2 separate regions of the Homo sapiens genome follow, and region 2 is linked to region 1. Evidence: read pairs that join two places in POLR2A ChIA-PET (ENCODE). Cell type or tissue: A673. All regions are shown on one strand. Each heading gives the region's core, and the rest is flanking DNA. Links, peaks and the distances in the headings are about the cores only. Region 1 overlaps SPRING1 (SREBF pathway regulator in golgi 1). Region 2 overlaps TESC (tescalcin).

The links. ChIA-PET counts read pairs that join two places held together with the same protein. Peaks named below come from ENCODE experiments on the same cell type or tissue, not always from the same donor. Only the 100,000 strongest peaks of a DNase experiment are listed, where the experiment ranks them.
Region 2: POLR2A ChIA-PET joins it to region 1 with 5 read pairs; 2 of 35 experiments call an interaction of 5 or more read pairs at or near these places.

Annotation. Positions count from the first base shown.
Region 1 is chr12:116,713,112-116,720,821 of GRCh38, forward strand. It overlaps SPRING1 (SREBF pathway regulator in golgi 1), which reads right to left. Exons shown (of 5, transcript NM_024738.4): 3 at 7,185-7,336; 4 at 6,652-6,765; 5 at 1-4,782. The coding sequence ends at 4,699. Among named protein-coding and RNA genes, the nearest start is that of SPRING1, 21 kb to the right of the region's middle. RefSeq lists enhancers at 4,081-4,610, 4,611-5,140. In A673, for the core only: no CTCF peak of the experiment used is centred there; a DNase peak (open chromatin) is centred at 5,710; H3K4me3 peaks cover 845 bases; H3K27ac peaks cover 1,755 bases.
Region 2 is chr12:117,076,559-117,083,472 of GRCh38, forward strand. All of the region lies in intron 1 of TESC (tescalcin), which reads right to left. Among named protein-coding and RNA genes, the nearest start is that of TESC, 19 kb to the right of the region's middle. In A673, for the core only: no CTCF peak of the experiment used is centred there; no DNase peak of the experiment used is centred there.

The sequences.
Region 1 (7,710 bases), core at 2,711-7,710:
CTGGCCTCCCTCCACGAGTGCCCACAGTACTGCCCTCCTCCCCACCTGTGACAAAAATGTCTCCAGACATTGCCAAATGTTCCCTGGGGGGCAAAATTGCCCCTGTTGAGCACCACTGCCCTAGATGAACTGGAAAAGTTGGTTTGTGAATATGTGAGCTTAGTTGTTTCTAACACAGGGCTGAAAAACAAGAGAAGGGGACAAAGGCTGCTTTCATATAAAAATGTACTGTAGTAATCAGTAAGAAAAAGAAACAACATTGGCTAAGTCACGAATAGGCATTTCACCATATGTACATGATAAATGGCCAATCAAAATAAGGAATGGGGCTCATTCTGCTGGAAATTAAATACATTCAAACAAGAACAGAGATCCATTAGCAAAATGTTTAAAAATAATATCACAGGGTTACCAGGGGTATGACAAAAATGGACACTTCCATACACACTAGGTGAATATATTGGTGAAAATAGTTCAGATAAACATACAACCATGTATGTAAAAGTATTTATCATCAATGCATTATTTGTAGTAGCAAAAACAACAAGCAGCCTTGGAAACCAGTTAATGTCCTCAGCAGGGAATTAATAATATTATTGTATATTCATGAAATTGACACCATGTGGCCACACAAATGCATTACACAGGCCTCTATGTAACATAGGATATTCATTAGAGAATTGTTTTTCAAGAGGACAAAGTACTTTCATTTTTGCCTAGAAAATGGGGGAAGACAAAAATGCGCTTCTCTCTAGGTTGTGTGATTTTAGGTTATCCTAAGTTTCATCCTTACGTGCTCCTGAATTATCTGAAATATCGTATCTTTAAAAACAGTAACAACAATAGTAACAAGAGCTCTGTAATTCCTACCCTTCCAACCTCAGGAGCCCACCCACCCCTATCCGAGCCGACCCCTGACTGCCCCTGCCATTGCTCCCTGCTGAGTTGCAGACATTGACTTCTTGCCAAGCCTCAGGCCTTGCTCACATCGACACCTCACAGTGACCCTGAGAGGCAGATGCTGTGACCCCATTTCACAGATGAAGGGCCTGAGCCACAGAGGAGGAAGACTGCCTCAGCCACGCCGCTAGTAAGTGGTAGTTCCCAACTCTAGAGTCCCAAAAGAATTCTGTCCTACTTATGAAAAGTATATCCAATAAGCAGTACCTCCCTGTGTTTACAACTTATCTGCTGATCCCAAGGATGGGAAAAGCTGCACTCAGAAACTTGCAAATTGTGCAACTGTTCCCCACGATTCCCTTGGGGCCAGTGCCGACTGAGGCATCTCCAGGAGGCCCCAGTTGGGCTTGGGGACATGCTGAGAGGTGACAGCACTGCTCTCAAGTCATATCCTCTGCTTCTGCAAAAGCTGTGGAGCTCACCCATCAATAGCAGCTCCATGCCGGGCGCAGTGGCTCACGCCTGTAATCCCAGCACTTTCGGAGGCTCAGGCGGGCAGATCATCTGAGGTCAGGAGTCCGTGACCAGCCTGGCCAACATGGTGAAACCCCGTCTCTACTAAAAGTACAAAAACTTAGCTGGGTGTGGTGGTGTACGCCTGTGATCCCAGCTACTCAGGAGGCTGAGGCAGGAGAATTGCTTGAACCCAGGAGGGGGAGGTTGCAGTGAGCTGAGATCACGCCATTGCACTCCAGCCTGAGCAACAGAGCAAGACTCCATCGCAAAAAAAAAAAAAAAAAAAAAAGGCTCTAGCATTGCCAGATCCCAGGCCCTGTGGAAGGTATTTCCCTCCCTCTTTTGTCCTTGCTTGTCTCAGAGCCCTTTTCACAGTCTCTTGTGTGCTTCTTTCCCTGTTAGGACCAATCTTTACAACTCCAGCAAGCGCAGCAAATAAGATGCAGAACTGGGGGAGATGCAACGTATGACTCAATTCCCTTGAGCCGAAAACACTCACTTATTAACAATATTTTTTTCTTTTTTTTGAGACAGAGTCTCACAAAAACAGGCACACGCCCCCACACCCGGCTAATTTTTGTATTTTTAGTATAGATGGGGTTTCACCATATTGGTCAGGCTGGTCTGAACTCCTGCCTTCAGGTGATCCACCTGCCTCAGCCTTCCAAAGTGCTGGGATTACAGGCATAAGCCACCACGCCCCACCAATGAAATGTTTTCTAAAGGTGTTTTCATCCCTTTTGTGATCTCCTAAACTCCCAAGGTGTATCACACACTTCGCTGGGCTCTGGGCAAACAAAACTTAGACAAGGTCCCTGATTCTAGAAACCCTCGGTCGAGGGAACCACAAACCAACCAGAGTGGAGGGCAGGGAGAGGTCCTAGGTTGGGAGCTGGGAGCCTGGAGCACGTGCCAGGTGCTCTGCAGCCCAGCTTCATTATGGAGGCTCAAGCGCTGTGAATTTCCAAAAACAGTGAACACACCCCTAGCTGATTGAAATACAAAAAACATATTCCACAGCCAAATGAAAATGACTTTTGGATCCTCCACCTAATTTGGGTGTTTATGCCGCCTCGCCCCTCTTTTGGCCTGGACAATTGAAATATATCTGCTCTCAGGGGAGACGCCCACGGTGTCAGGGCTGGAGTTGGCAAGAGACAGGGGGAAGAGGACTAGACCTGGAGTCAGAGATGAAGTTCTTGTCTGGGATCTGTCACTAAGTCTCAGCGGGGACCCAGGAAGTCACTCCACCTCTCATAGTTCCTCATCCACAAAGTGGAAATACAAGCAAGTTTAATTCTCCATCGTAAGGTTGGAGCTCCTGTCTGTGAAAGGACTGGAAATGTAAAATGCGCTCTTCAAGTACAAAGGCAGAGAGGATCCATAAACAGGCACAGGCTGCCCTTTGGTATAAACTGTTCACATTAAATCTATGTTATGTTGCTCAAGAGTTAAAATAAGCTCAAAGGAGAGGCTGATTCCAATGTCAACCCAGGGAAGACAGACACTGAAATTCCAAACTGAGTTACCAAAAACAATAGATGGATGAGACATGCAGACATGCCACAATCCGGCACATCAGAGTTCGATGTAGTCCTGCTGCAAACACATGGAATCCGAGAAGTCCAATGCAAACGGAATAGATTTCTTGGGATCTAATATTTTTCAAATTGCCTGACCAGCTTACCTTCTAGGAAAACTTATTTAAGGGAGGCAAATAATTTGGGGAGATGAGTATAAGAGGTAGTAGGAGGAAGCTAAGGGAAATCACCACTACATATTGCAGGAATGTATTAGAAGGCAAATATGGCCCAAAGAAAAAGCTCCACTGAAAAAAACATTGAATACTGACCACAGAATTAGCACCTTGCTCCCAGGTCAATAAAGTGAACCAAAAAAATTACAAAGACCTTGCTCAATCCTGAGGTTCGTGAGGAATATAGGAGAGTTGTGTGTTCACGTGACTCCTGAAAACAAAGAGCAGTACTATTCGAAGGGCATGATGTCTTGATCTTAGGATCAAATATTCTAGACCTTGAGCCGGAGAATCTGCATTACAGTAGGAAAAATGGGGAGTGCTTTATGCCTGTGGATTCAGGACACACCAGCAACCTACACGTGTAGCATTCTCTAAGTCATAATGACCATTCTCATCTCCCACTGAGGGCAGGTGTAAGACTCTTCTCTTGCAGTGCTCTGATAGAAAGCTGGGTTTCTTCTTCTTCTCTATAAATCATAGGGAAACCAAATATTTGTACCTGTTACAGCCCCAAAGCTGAAAGCAATAAAGAATAAACACATACAGCAAGCTACGAGGTGCGTCTGTTTAGGAATTGCCTCAACGTTGGGTTTCTATTGATAGAACAGGGGAGGAGGTTGCCTCTGACCTTCCTGAGGCTCCCACTGTACCCTGGCTGAGTAGCCCACAGTTAATTTTAAGTGGCAAAAGAAATGAGAACAAATTCCTCCAGGAAGAGAAATTAGATTTCTGCTAAAACAGTGCTCTCCATAGGGTATATGAGCACATTCGACTACCACTGGAAAATAACCTGAGGGCAGGCACATGGTGCCCACTGTTAGAAATCGTGCAGTTAGATTAGAATGGAAGAGTGTCTGAGTTTTTAGATAATTTTACACGTCAGGATATGGCTAACAGGTCACGTTCAGGGCCTATGCTTGATACTGTCGAAATACAAACAAAAATAACTGCCTAGAGAGAATATTCACGTCCTAAAAGAGAAAATGTTGTATCTGGGTGGAAGAATGATTTAACTCCTGAAACTCGAGAACACAGAACAACAACAAAAATAATTTCCTTGAACATATTCAACTAGAATGGCAAGGCATTTTCCTACATAAAACATTAGAATGTTCCCATTACTCCAAAGGAATCCAATAAATAATTTTACAGTGAAAGAGCCTGGATCAAAACTGGAAGTGACACCGGCCCCCGATGAACACAAGTCACAGGTCCCTGTGCAGGTCCCAGGGCTGAGTCATCCAAGAACTCCACCACCACCGTGAGCCCGGCCTCCGGTTTCATCTTTCCCGAATGGGACTGGCTGGAGGGGCCAAGCTGCTTTACAGAAGAGTTCCATCTGGTAAGCCCGGGTGGTGAGCGAAGCCAAAGATGACAACACGAGAAGGGGTCAAAGCCAAGGTTTCCTCACGCTGCCTTTGTCTTCTTCCTGCAGCCTGGCCCGATGGCTGAAGCTGGGTCCCAGGAGGCGAGTTCTTCAGCGGGGCCTCCTCACCCAGGCTGGAGCAAGTCCGCTGCACCCGTCAAGCGGGGAAGAGCTCGGGCGGGCTTTCTCCATAGCAATACTTTGCTATGGGGTCCCGGTAGGTGTTCTCATGCTGCACGCTCTGTTGGCAAAAGGAAAATAAGAGCGCAGTGAGAGCGAGCACAGCTTCACACACCTCCCTCTCGGAAGAGTGAGAGTGGATCGGGACTGTCAGACTCTCCCTGCAGGGGGCTGGCCGAGTCCATCTCCAAATGTCACTAAAGGCTCCAGGGCACTTTCTGGAACAAAGAAGAATGCTCAACCCAGAATGCCAATGAAGAGCATGAACACAGACATAACATCGCTGTGGGACTGTTTCTTTTTATGTACACCAGTGAGTTTTTAAATAACTTTGCTGTGACCTGGTGACTCAAGACAACTACTTTTCCTCAAATTACTTGAAACAGTCTAAGATCCAATGGGTGTTTTGCACCTGATCCTGAGCTTCACTCAGTTCCCGTAAGGAACCCTGCAGAGACACTAAGGAGATGCACTTTAAATTGCTTTCATAAAGTTTATGTACCTAAAAATTTGGGGCATGAGCCAAATCCTACAATACCATGCAAGCCTCATTTGGCTAAGCAAATTGGAAGTGTGATTTAAAGCAGACAATCATTCCTGATGGCTAATTTTTCAGCAATTTGTTTTCATACAAGCAACTTGGGTTTTTGGCTAGTCTAGAATTCATTAATTAGTCCAAGACCAATGCTAAGCAACAAACTTGTAAATATTCATCCAATTTAACAGACATATAGCCAAGTCTTCTCTTTCTTGGGATACTTTTATCAAAACAAATCAAATGGCAATTGGGAAATCTTTTTATGGTAAAAAAGACCAAGTCCTAAAGTATAGTAGCTTCACTGAAGACTGGAAATAATTCCTGGGTTTTATCAGTGAAGGAAAGAAAATACTTCGCCTTTTCTAGCGTTTCTCAGAATGAGAGAGAATCTGAATCAAAATGAGTCATGTGTTCAGCCTTCCTCCTCATTTCCTTTAAAGCTCATTCAAGTGGAAAGCTCTTCAAGCAAAACAAGACCATCAGGAATTTCTTAATGTTTTCAAATGCTCATTATAATCCCTGAAACATTTACCCAATGATACTGAATGCTCGCAGAACAAACCAGAGACATGAGAAGGGGCATAAAATCCAAAGGTGGACTACAGAAATCTGGCAAAGGGTACAAGAGCTTTGGAGAATGACAAATGAGTCCGTTATCTCAGACGAAGCCAGTAAAATCTTAGAGACACCATGAATAGGAGCCAGAAGAAGTGTGCTTGTATAATAAACACGTCTGGTGATTTTACAAAGAGAGCTATGACAACTGCCCAACCACAATAGCTGAGAGCCGAGGAGACAGTGATGAAAAGGCAAAAGACTTTCAGATGCTTTCAGCAGCAGGTGCAATAATATTTAATGCCAAAAGAGTGAAGCATTTAATGACAGCACGCTAATATGTATTGAGAGCCTGACAGCCTACAGATTTATTCGTGTATTTTTAAACATTCACCTGCCTCATCCCCTTGAATCCTAAAATAAACAGCGACTCCATCCCAGAACAAATTGCTACTTACTCTAAACAAGTGGTTACTGGAAAGCCTTAGTCAAATTTCAAAGACAGGGAGGAGGGCCTTCTCTTAGAAGCTGACTATTAGGACTCTACCAGACTTAAAAATAATTTTAAGCTTCCACTTAAGGAACAAATGTACCAACCACATAGAAGAGATGCCAGTTGATTAGACCTTGATTTAATATAAATGCTTCACCTCCCCTAACTTGTATAAATCTCACGTTGACATTTTAAATACTATCATCACACCAAACAAAGCGTGACACGGCTTCGAGTCTCTTCTCCCTTACCACCCCACCAAAAGGATCGACAGTGTGTATTTTCTAGTTTCCTTCTAACCCGTCAGCTGCCATCCCACAGCTAGAGACATCACAGCTTCTGACCTGAGATGAGGTCCTGCATTTGGCCAGGCACAACTCAAAGTGATCTTCGACTGCCATGAAGAGGTTCTGGAATGCCACGGCTGCCCGGTTGAGGAAGCGCTCCAGGAGAAGTTGCTATGGAAACAAAAGTTAGTGCCTGTAATAAATTACCTAAGCCAGCACAAGGTGACCTTGGCTATCTCTCCTAAACTAAGAGAATGCTGATACAGGGAAGGGGGGAAGAGGAGGAGAAAAGGAGGGAGGGGAAAGGACACACGCGTGCACACACGTGCATGCCAAAACACCCTGGGTATCTTATTCATTAGATATGTGATTAGCAATACAATGATCCATTCTGCAAAAGAACCATTCAAGCAACTGGGAACCACCTCCTTTCCTTAGATAAAAGCTATTGTGCAGCAATTTCTGACACCTACAAAGCTCCTTTCTAAGTTTTATTTTCAGAGGAATCTCACATGAAGAGCCTAATGCTCATCATAAAACAGAGGCCGAAAGAAAAAAGGAGCCGCAGAACCAGGATCAACTCCCCATACCTTGTTGGGCTGCAGGCAGCAGGAGACACAGTACTCATAGGCGCTGCAGCAGCCGTTGGGCCAGCAGCCATCACAGCAGTACTGCTTCGTGCTAGGGACGTTGACATTACAGCAGCCATTTACCAGCAAATCCTTCCTCTCGCAAACGTAGCCTGAAAGTCAGAGACCAACCTTAGCATAAAACCAGCAGCCTTGCCACCTCCCTACCAGGGATGACCATGAAGCAGCAGTGAAAGTACACAGACAGAAGCTGGAGTCTGGGGCATCATCCTAAGCACCGGAGAGCTGGAAACTGGACATAATGTGAGTGGGGCTTACTTTCCCCAGGCAGTCGTTTCCAGGAAGCAGGCACTCCCCTGTTATCGCCAGGCTACACGTCGGAACCTACCTACACCTACTGTTTAGTCGGCTGGCACATGTCTGATTTCATCATCAGGTCAAGCTACGGCTACGTTCTCCTATTCTAACCTATGCAAGCCAACGTCTCATCTGTGCTTGAAGAAAAATGTCATTCTTTTTTGAACAA
Region 2 (6,914 bases), core at 493-5,492, 360 kb after region 1:
CCAGCCTCCCAAGTAGCTGGGATTACAGGCACGCGCCACCACGCCCAGCTAATTTTTATACGTTTAGCAGAGACGGGGTTTCGCCACGCTGGCCAGGCTGGTCTTGAACTCCTGACCTTGAGTGATCCGCCCACCGCAGCCTCCCAAAGTGCTGGGATTACAGGTGTGAACCATCACGCCCGGCCGTTATCTCAGTTTTATAATTTGAAAACTGCAGCTCAGAGAGCACGTAAGATCCCACAACACACAGAGGCAGAGCTGGGACTGAACTCCAAGTCTGTGCGACTGACCCCAAAGCCAGCCTTCACCAAGAAGTAATATCGCCTGTCTGCCCAGAGTACTTTGGCACTCAAGGACTTTAGGTCTGGTTCCTGGGGACTATATACAGTTCACACAAACCTTTCCAAAACACGGGCTGGACTGCGGAGCTGTGACCTCCCACCTCAGTCCTCCCAGCATTCCCTACCCCTAAGCACTGTTTTGCTCCTGTTACAGAGGCAGCTAATTTCTGGGGCCAACTGGTCACCTCACTTCCTGCTCATTGTTTTTTGGCCTCAGGCTCTTCAAGAATCAACAGCTCAGTATTCTCAAGCATCTCCAGCAGCTCGTTAAGGCTGTCAACCCAGACTGAGGGCTCTCTACTTCCTGTGGGCATGGCTCCAATGATCAGCTCATCTCTTCCTTTCAACACTCTAGGAGGGGGCTGTATCCTCTTGTTACAGATGTAGCCACTGACACTTGGAACGGTTAGGTGAATCATCAAAGTGCAATTTCTACCTTTCTGCAGGGAAATATGGCCATTTAGATCATAGGTATGTCAGCAAGGACACTGGCTACTTCATGGCCTAGCAATTGCACTCCTAGGTATATACACAAATAACGCATACTTCTGTTCACCCAAGCATGCGTACAAAGATGTCATGGCGGTGCCATTGGAATCGTCCTAAACTGGAAACTACCCACATGCCCAACAATGGCAGAGTAGAGTGCTAATGTGTAATATAGTCAAGCAATGGAATAGCACATGGCAGTGAAAATGAACAATATAGATAATCACAGACAAAAGCAGCCAGACAGGAAAGTGTACATACTTTATGATTCTATTTGCATAAAGTTCAAAAACAGGCAAAACTCAACTACAATGTTAGAGGTCAAGATAGTGGCTGCTCTTAAGGGAGGCATCATAGATGACGCTAATATTGTAACTGACTTTTGGAGGATGAGATGAGGAGGAGTAACTTGAATGGAGTGCAAAGGGGAGTTCTGGGTACTAGGAATGTTCCATTTCTAGATCTCCGTACACTTTACATAGTCGTGTTCTCGGAAACCTCAAAGAGCTGTCTGTATGCTTGAGTGATGCACTGTTCTGGATATGCACTATATCACGACAAAACATTTACTAAAAAAAAAATGTGTTATTCCTCCCTGACTAAAGGAGATCTGGGAAGAGAAAAGAAAAATGAATAAAAATTTTTTAAAATTGTAATTCCACTTGGCAGGAATGTATCCTAAAAAATAATAGATGCAACACGTACAAAAACATGAATACATAAATGTGTTCAACTTTGCATTATTTAAAATAGCTTAAAATTCGACTTGCCCTAAGTGACCATCAAAAGCAGATTGGGGCCGGGCACGGTGGCTCACGCCTGGAATCCCAGCACTTTGGGAGGCTGAGGTGGGCAGAGATCACTTGAGGTCAGGAGTCTGAGACCTGGCCAACATGACGAAACCCCATCTCTACTAAAAATACAAAGATGAGCCAGGCATGGTGGTAGGTACCTGTAATCCCAGCTACTTGGGAGACTGAAGCAGGAGAATCGCTTGAGCCCGGGAGGCGGAGGTTGCAGTGAGCCAAAATCGCACCACTGCACTCCAGCCTTGGCAAGAGAACGAGACTCTGCCTCAAAAAAAAAGCAAAAAACAGATTGGTCAAACACTTTTTGGTATGTTTAGCCAATTTTTGTTTAAAGTATACCTTTAGAGTGCAAGATGGAGGAAAAAAAATTGTTTTTAGGTATACTGCCTTTAACAGTGACAGTTGTGTATTTGCATAGAAATACATTCCACATATACTGCCTAAAAACAGCTTGCTACCAAGAGAGCACAACTCTGTGTTGTGGAAAAGACATAAAAATATACAAATGTGTTTAAGTAATTTAAAAATCCTAGAGTTATTTTCCCCAAAATAATAATAATTATTTCTCATCTCAATACCTGGATTAAAGACTGTTTTGCTTTTGGTTCATCTATATTTTCCCATTTTTCTCTAATGTACAATGTATATGTATTAGTCTTGTAATGAAGTTTTTCAGCCTACAACATGATCCCATCTGGATGGCTGAGGGATCTCATAAATACTGCTATTAATAAGTCATTCACTGGCTGAGTACTGTGTCCCAGGCACACATCATCTTCTTTAGTTCCTTCCATGACCCTATGAGGGACATGCTATTCCCGTTTTATAGAAGAATAAACTGAGGCTCAGAAGGGATGTAACTTGCTCAAGGTCACTGACCTTGATAGAGGCAGACCCACAATTTGAACTTGGTCTGTCTGGCAGAAAACATGTAGTTCTGTGTTTTGTTTTCTTTTTTTTATTTGTCTGTCTCCTTTTGTATGATCACTTAACCCCCAAAACACACTGATCTGAAGATAAATAAGATTAGAAATTACAGCTAAACAGGTGCACCTAAACAACCACTATTAAAGATGAGTTATGGCTGGGCGTGGTGGCTCATGCCTGTAATACCAGCACTTTGGGGGGCTGAGGCGGGTGGATCACTTGAGGTCAGGAGTTTGAAACCAGCCTGGCCAACATGCCAAAACCCCATCTCTACTAAAAATAAAAAAACTAGCCGAGAGTGGTGGCAGGCACCTGTAATCCCAGCTACTTGGGAGGCTGAGGCAGGAGAATCACTTGAACCCGGGAGGCGGAGGTTGCAGTGAGCCAAGATCGTGCCACTGCACTCCAGACTGGGTGACAAAGCGAGACTCCATCTCAAAAAAAAAAAAAGCGTTACCTTGAAAGCATCCTGGTGTGTGAAAGAGGCCACTGGAGAGGACACACACTGGATGATTCCATTTGCATGAAATGCTCAGATGGACAAATCCTTAGGAACAGAAAGTACACCAGTGGCTGCCTGAGGCCAGGGAGGGGAGGGGCTGGAGAGGGAGAACAGGGAGACACTGTCAATGGGCACTGGAGTTTCTTTTAGAGAGAGATAAAAATGTTCCAAAATTATATTGTTTTGATGGTTGCATAACCCTGTGATTATACTAAAACTATGGGGTTCAATTTAAATGGGGGTGAATCTCATGGTGTGTGAATTATATCTCAATAAAGCTATTTAAAAAATAAATTACATGCATAATCATAACAACAAGGGCAGACATTAACTGAGCATTTACCGTTTCCTGGCCTCTGTGTTCAACTACTTGGATAAGCCTGGGCTGGTACAACCCTCTCCTTAGTTCTGTTAGGTAGGTATGATTCTACGCCCATTCTAGAGATGAGAACTCTGGGATGTGCCCAAGGTCCCACAGCTAGGAAGAGGTATATAAATCATCCTAGATCAAGGTTATCTAATGAAGAGTTTCCAGTTAACAGTATCCAAAGTGCACGCAAGGCTGGGTGCGGTGGCTCACACCTGTAATCCAGCACTTCGGGAGGCTGAGGTAGGTGGATCACTTGAGGCCAGGAGTTCGAGACCTGCCCGGCCAACATGGTGAAACCCCATCTCTACTAAAAATGCAAAAATCAGCCAGGCGTGGTGGGGCGCACCTGTAATCCCAGCTACTTGGGAGGCTGAGGCAGGAGAATCACTTGAACCCGGGAGGCAGAGGTTGCAGTGAGCCCAGATCGCACCACTGCACTCCAGCCTGGGTGATGGAAAAAAAAAGAACATGCACACACGTGCAAATTCACATACACATACTCCCTCTGTCCTGCCTGATTGAAAGCAAAGGATTAGGAAGACAACCTCCCACCTCTGGGGCCCTCTTTTTGACACCCAAATCCCTAGAGCCAAGGGCTCAGCTCACAGCTCAGGGAAGACTCCTCTGGCACAGTAACTGAGAGAAAGGATGATTTCCGAAGCCTCAGGAACTGACTTTCAGAACACCCCAGGCCCTGGCAGGTGGAGCTGGTCTAACCCAACATGTCTGGTGAGCTGCTTCCTCCTAACTGCGCCCCCCCAACCCCTTCCCTGCCCCCACACCCGGGCTGACCCTGGGCCCCCAACAGGGCCCCTCGCATAAGCACCTGATGCATGTCTGCCTGCATCAGGGCCCCAAAGCCCACGGAAGGACCTGCCTTTTCCTCAAGGGCTCCTGGGTTGGTAGCTTTTCCAGTTTCCTTGCTCCTCACCTCTGAGCCCTTCTCCAGGGCCCTGAGGTCACAGTTGCCATGCGGATGATGGGCAGAATGGGCTTTGGTTCCTGGCAGCTGGACCTCATTATTTCTGGTTTTAGATTTCAACCTGAGGGAAATGCACACCAGTCCATGGGGCTGGTGGGAGTTTAACTGGCCTAATCTTTTGGAGATGGAGGTGAACTGTCACTTTGTATCATAAACTTCAACGTGAAGGAACACACCTGGCCTGTCCAAGTGGCTGCTAAGCCCTTGAAGGTGGTAAGCCCAGACTGAGATGGGCTGAAGTGGAAACCACACACCAGCCTGCCAAGACTAAGTACAAAAAAGAACACAGACAACTGCAATAACTTTTGATATTGATCATATGGTAAAAATGATCATTTTTAAATATAATGGGCTAAATAAAATACACTATTAAAATTCATCTCACCATTAATTTCTTTACTTGTCTTAATGTGGCCACGAGAAAATTTAGAATTATATTACATAATGTAATTACATTACAGCTACTAGAAAATTTACCATGATTACACCTCACATTATTATTTGTGTTGGGCAGCGTTGGTATATACCCTTTGAATCAGAACTTGATCCCTAGGAACAAATCCTGAGGAATTAAGACAGGCGTATAAAGATGAACAGATGAGGGTAATCAAGGTTGCCTGTTTAGAACAGTAAGAAACTGGGGGGCTGGGTGTGGTGGCTCACTCCTTTAATCCCAGCACTTTGGGAGGCCGAGGCTGGTGGATCACCTGAGGTCAGGAGTTTGAGACCAGCCTGGCCAACATGGTGAAACCCCATCTCTACTAAAAATACAAAAATTAGCTGGGTGTGGTGGTGCATGCCTGTAATCCCAACTACTCAGGAGGCTGAGGCAGGAGAATCACTTGAACCTGGGAGGTGGAGGTTGCAGCGAGCCGAGATCGTGCCACTGCACTCCAGCCTGGGCAACAAGAGCAAAAACTCTGTCTCAAAAAGAAAAAAAAAGAAAAGAAGTTGGGGGAAATGGGCCAGGTGTGGTGGCTTGTGGCTGTAATCCCAGCACTCTGGGAAGCAGAAGTGGGAGGATCACTTGAGCCCAAGAGTTCAAGACTAGCCTGGGCAAGACAGGAAGATCCCATCTATACAAAAAAAAAAAAAAATCAAAAAATTAGCTGGGTGTGGACTAGTGAGGCTGAGGTGGGAGGATCACTTAAGCCTGGGAAGTTGAGGTTGCAGTGAGCCAAGATTGCACTCCAGCATGAGCAGCAGAGCGAGGGGCTGTCTCAAAACAAAAAGAAAAGAAATTGGCTGGGCGCAGTGGCTCAAGCCTGTAATCCCAACATTTTGGGAAGCCGAGGCGGGTGGATCACCTGAGGTCAGGAGTTCTAGACCAGCCTGGCCAATGTGGTAAAACCCCATCTCTACTAAAAATACAAAAATTAGCCGGGCATGGTGGCAGGTGCCTGTAATCCCAGCTATTCAGAGGGCTGAGGCAGAAGAATCGCTTGAACCTGGGAGGCAGAGGTTGCAGTGAGCCAAGAGTGCCATCACACTCCAGCCGGGGGGACAAGAGTGAGACTTTGTCTAAAAAAAAAAAAAAAGAAATTGGGGGAAATACTGAGCCACAGAAAATGAGACAGATGAGTCCTGGTACATCCTGAAGTCAGAATACTACACAGCCTTTATAAATATTTTTTGAATATTGTGGGACATCGGAAAATGTCATATGGCATGTTGTTGCACGGAAAATCCAACAGACTAAGATCTCATTTACACGTGAAAGTTCATATTGATATACACATGTGCACAAGAAAAAATAGAAAAGGGTATACAACAAAATAATAGTAGTCAGTTGTTTTCAGATGGTAGAATTACAGAACATTTTTCTCCTCCTCCCTTTGACCCTAAATTTGGTTATCTGTCCCTTAACTTTTCTGCAATTTACGGAGATTACTTGTATAATTGTATTTGGGTTAAAATTTTTTTAACCATGATGACTATAATGATAAATAAAAGAAATAATAGATGTTGATGAGGCTATAGAGAAACTGAAACTCTCATACATTACTAGCGAGGATTTAAATGGTACAACCACCGTGGAAAACAGTTTGGTAGTTCCTCAATCAATTAAACACAGAATTACCATGTAATCCAGCAATTCTACTCCAAAACAATTTTTTTTTTTTTTGAAACAGAGTCTTGCTGTGTCACCCAGGCTGGAGTACAGTGGCACAACCTTAGCTCACTGCAATCTCTGCCTCCTGAGTTCAAGTGATTCTCCTGCCTCAGCCTCCCCGCACTGGGTGGCATGTGCCACCACGCTTGGCTAATTTCTATATTTTTAGTAGAGATGGGGTTTCACCGTTTTAGCTGTGCTGGCCTTGAACTCCTGATCTGAGGTGATCCACCCACCTTGGCCTCGCAAAGTGCTGGAATTACAGGCGTGAGCCACTGCGCCCAGCCAACAATTCCATTTATACCCGAGATAAAAGAAAATGTTCGTCCACACCAGAAACCTGTAACCAATGTTCAAAGCAGCACTGTTCATAAGTGCCAA